Linked DNA regions of Homo sapiens: region 2 is linked to region 1. Evidence: chromatin loops called from intact Hi-C (ENCODE). Cell type or tissue: GM12878. All regions are shown on one strand.

Region 1 (2,500 bases):
GGTCTAAGTCTACAGAGGTTCAGTTATGCAGGATGGATAAATTCTGGAGTAATGTGAAGCACGATGACTACAGTTAATAACACTGTATTGTTGTCTTTGTGTTACTGTAACAAATTACTACAGACTGGGTAATTTAAAAAACAACAGAAATTTATTTCCCACTATCTGGAGGCAAGAAAGTCCAAGATCAAGGTGCCCGTACAGTTAGTATCTGATGAGGGCTGCTGCCTGCCCCAAGATGGTGCCTTGTTGCTATGTCCCTCTGAGGGAAAAATCCTGTGGAAGATGGTACAGAAGGGTGAAAGGGGATGATGCTAGTTCCTTCCTGAACATTTATAAGATCACTAATTCCATTCATGAGGCTCCATCCTCATGACTTAACCACCTGCTAAATGTCCCACTTCTTAATACTAGCACATTGGCGATTATGTTTCAACACATAAATTTGGGGGGATTCATTCAGACCATAGCAATTGTATACTCAAAATTTGCTTAGAGAGTAAATCTTAAATATTCTCACCACACACAGAAAAATAAGTTATCTATTTGAAGTGATGGATATGTTAATTAGCTCTATCGTGGTAATCATTTCACAGTGTTTAGGTATATCAAGATATCACATTGTACACCATAAATATAATCAATTTCCCTTGTTAATTATACCTCAATAAATGTGGAAAAACTAAAAATAATAAGCATATATCAAGTTTACAACAATGCAATAATTTGTATTAAGAAATGAAAGAGACTTGGGTGTGGTGGCTCATGCCTGTAATCTCAGCACATTGGGAAGCTGAGGCAAGCGGATCACTTGAAGTCAGGTGTTCAAGACCAGCATGACCAACACAGTGAAACCTCTGTCTCTATTAAAAATACAAAAAATAGCTGGGCATGGTGGCACAAGCCTGTAAACCCAGCTGCTCGGAGGCTGAGGCATGAGAATCGCTTGAACCCGGGAGGCAGAGGTTGCAGTGAGCCTAGATCACGCCACTGCACTCCAGCCTGGGAGACAGAGTGAGACTCTGTCAAAAAAAAGAAAAAAAAGGAGGGGAGACAGATTCGAAATGGTTAACTAAAAGCAGCTCATGTGGACTGCTGTCATGGAAAGGAAACAAAGTGCTGAGCAAATACTAAGTTTTATGGTGAATCGTTTAATAAACCACATCAGGACACATCAAGGGGGCAAGAGAATACATGGGTGACAGAGAAGAGTAAAGCAGGGCAGGTGCCCACTCAGGACTGGTACAGAGCTAGGAGAAGCTCCCCAACATGTGGAAAGGGTGAGAGAGTAAGAGCCCCCAGGGAATCCACATTTCCCACAGGGACCTGTGCAATACTGAGAATGAAAGAATCCTCTTTCACAACCCCAGCAGGCCTCTAGACCAATACAGAGATCTGCCCAGAGTTTCTGAAGAGGTATCACTCAAGACCACAGGGGGCCCCACAGGCCTTAGACTCCTCGGCAGCCCAGGGCCAGCTGCCATAATACCAATAGAGGCAGTCACAGTGCTGGAGGAGCAGTCAGACTGCTCCACTCCTCCCTGCCCAACAAGGCTCTTCTCCTGCTTCCAGTGCAGCAGCCACTCTACTGCCTGAACTCTGCCAATGGGCACAGTTCTGTGTTCCCCTGGAAAAAATCCAGAAAGTAGACTGGGCAATTCCTCCCAACCCCACGGCTACTAGCCAGGTGGGACCTGCCACCTCGGGCTTCCAGCACAGCAGCCGCTCTCCTGCCTGAACTCTGCTGGGGAACACAGCCCTGTGTTCCTCCAGGAAACACCCAGACAGTGCATGGGGTAACTCCATAGCCAGGAAAGACTCTCTGGCTTGGGCAGCACCCAAGGAGGGGAGGGGCTCCTACACCCAGAACACTGAATGGGATGAGACGCCTGGGTTCATGAACTGACAGGGGAGAGGGCCATGCCTCCTTCTGCAGAACCAGTTTAAAAAGAGTATGCCCTGTCCGCTAGCTGTGGCCTCTGTCTGAGGGTACCCCATGTCATGAAGCACCTAACAAAGGAAATGTAGGCATGGTGCCAGTGATGGGCAGGGGTTCCTCCAAGGCCCTGGAACAGACCTAATGAGGGAATTCTCCCTCTCTGCCTCACACCACAGAGCATACTACAGAAATACAAAAGAGCCACATGGCTGAATAAGAGCCTATCTGCCAGCCATCACTCTTAAGTGCCATTTACTGGATACCAGACCAAATTACAACACCAAAAATATTTTGCCAGTATACAGTGCCTGAAACCTAAGGCAAAAATTTGTTCACGAATAAAGATCCTGTACAGAGCCTTAGACCTCTGAAAGCACCCAGAAATGAAGCGAGCTGATTATACTCATTTTGTGTCACAGTTAATAAAACAAAAGCCCTCTCAGATGAGAAAAATCAGTGCAAGAATTCTGGCAATTCAAAAGCTAGTGTCTTCTTACCTCCAAACAAACACACTAGTCCCAGAACAATGGTTTCTAACCCATTGAAATGGCTGAAATGACA
Region 2 (2,500 bases), 120 kb after region 1:
TGTCTCAGATGAGACTTTGGACTATGGACTTTGGTTAATGCTGAAATGAGTTAAGATTTTGGGTGACTGTTGGGAAGGCATGACTGGTTTTAAAGTGTGAGGACATAAGATTTGGAGGGACTGGGGCAGAATGATATGGTTTGGCTGTGTCCCCATTCGAATCTCAACTTGAATTGTATCTCAGAGAATTCCCACATGTTGTGGGTGGGACCCAGGGAGAGGTAATTGAATTATGGGGTCCAGTCTTTCCCATGCTATTCTCATGATAGTGAGTAAGTCTCATGAGATCTGATAGGTTTATCAGGGGTTTCTGCTTTTGCTTCCTCCTCATTGTCTCTTGCTGCCACCATGTAAGAAGTGCTTTTCACCTCCTGCCATGATTCTGAGTTCTCCCCAGCCATGTGGAACTATAAGTCCAATTAAACTTCTTTTTCTTCCCAGTCCCATGTATGTATTTATCAGCAGCATGAAAACAAACTAATACAACCTGTCTCAAAAAAAAAAAAAAATTGTCCCTGATTTCTTAAAGTGTGGTAAAATACACATAACAAATTTTATTATCTTAACCATTTTTAAAGTTTATAGTTTAGTAGTATTAAATATATTCATAATTTTATGAATTTACCATAATCTATATAATTTCATCTTGAAAAAATGAAACTTTATACCCATTCAACAATAATTCCTTATTTCCCTTTACCCCAGTCCCTGGCAACCATCATTTTCCTTTCTGTCTCTATGAATTTGACCTACTTTAAGTGTCTCATATATGTGGAATCATACAGCATTTACTCTTTTGTGCCTGACTTATTTTGCTTAGTCTAATGCCCTCCAGATTTATCCATGTTGTCATAAATGTCAGGATTTCATTTATTTTCAAAGCTCATTAATTTTCCATTGATTATATATACCACATTTTATTTATCCATTCATCTGTTAGTGCAGTGGTCCCCAATCTTTTTGGCACCAGGGACCAGCTTTGTGGAAGACAATTTTTTCACAGACGGAGGGGATGGTTTCAGGATGAAATTGTTTCACCTCAGATCATCAAATTATCAGGTATTAATCAGGCATGAATTAGATTCTTATAAGGAGCATGCAACCTAGATGACTTACATGTGCAGTTCACCATCAGGTTTACGCTCCTATGAGAAACTAATGCTGCTGCTGATGTGACAGAAGGCAGAGCTCATGTGGTAAAGCTTGTTTGCCTGCTGCTCACCTCCTGCTGTGTGGCCTGGTTCGTAACAGGCCACTGACCAGTATTGGTCTGTGGTGCAGGGGTTGGGGACTCCTGTGTTAGTGGACATTTGAGCTGCTTAGACTTTTTAGCTATTGTGAATAATGCTATGAACATAGGTGTACAAATATCTCTTCCAGACTCTGCTTTCCATTCCTTTCGGTTATACATCCAGAAGCAGAATTTCTGGGTCATATGGTAATTCTGTTTTTAACTTTTTTAGGAACTACACTATTTTCCACAGCAGCTGTGCCTTTTCACATTCACACCAATACTGCTCAACGGTTCCGGTCTTTCCACATTTTCCCCAACACTCATTTTCTGTTTTCTTGATATTAGGCATCCTAATGTGTGAGATGGCATCTCATTGTGGTTTTCAGTTTCATTTCCCTAATGATTTGTGATGCTGAGCATCTTTTCATGTACTTATTGGCCATTTGTATATCTCATTTGGAGAATATACCTTTTTGAGGAATATATCATATTCTTTGGAGATATATCATTTGTGTATCTTCTTTGGATAAATGTCTATTTCGAAAAGTCCTTTGCCCATTTTTGCATTGGATTGTTTGTGATTTTGGTTGAGTTTCAGGAGTTCTCAATATGTTCTGGATATTAATCTCTTATCACATATATTATTTGCAAATATGTTTTTCCCATTCTGTGGGTTGCTTTTTCATTCTGTTGATATTTTCTTATAATGTACAATTTAAAAAAAATTTATGAAGTCCAATTTGTATTTTTGTTGTTGTTGCCTGTACCTTCAGTGTCATATTCAAGAAAATGTTGACAAATCAAACGTCATAGAGCTTTTGGCCTCTGTTTTCTTGTAAGAGTTTTATACTTTTATGTTTATATTTAATTCTTTGATCTATTTTTGGTTTATTTTTGCATATGGCATTAGGTAAAAGTCCAAATTCGGGGAGGGGGGAGGGATAGCATTGGGAGATATACCTAATGCTAGATGACACGTTAGTGGGTGCAGCGCACCAGCATGGCACATGTATACATATGTAACTAACCTGCACAATGTGCACATGTACCCTAAAACTTAAAGTATAATTAAAAAAAAAATTAAAAAAATAAATAAATAAATAAATAAATTAACATAAAAAAAAAAAAAGAAAAAAAAAAAGTCCAAATTCATTCTTTTGCATGTGGATATCCAGTTTTCCCAGCACCATTTGTTGAAAAGTCTGTCCTTTCCCCCATTGAATAGTTGTGGCACCCTTGTCAGAAATCACTGGACCATATAGATGA

What was found. Peaks named below come from ENCODE experiments on the same cell type or tissue, not always from the same donor. Only the 100,000 strongest peaks of a DNase experiment are listed, where the experiment ranks them.
Region 2: it touches region 1 in a loop (5-fold over the local background); 6 of 110 quality-filtered maps call a loop at or near these places.

Annotation. Positions count from the first base shown.
Region 1 is chr13:61,246,640-61,249,139 of GRCh38, reverse strand. No RefSeq gene overlaps it. Among named protein-coding and RNA genes, the nearest start is that of MIR3169, 48 kb to the right of the region's middle. RefSeq lists an enhancer at 1,546-1,595. In GM12878, a CTCF peak has its summit at 1,433; a DNase peak (open chromatin) is centred at 1,359; H3K27ac peaks cover 737 bases.
Region 2 is chr13:61,122,804-61,125,303 of GRCh38, reverse strand. No RefSeq gene overlaps it. Among named protein-coding and RNA genes, the nearest start is that of MIR3169, 76 kb to the left of the region's middle. In GM12878, no CTCF peak of the experiment used is centred here; a DNase peak (open chromatin) is centred at 1,508.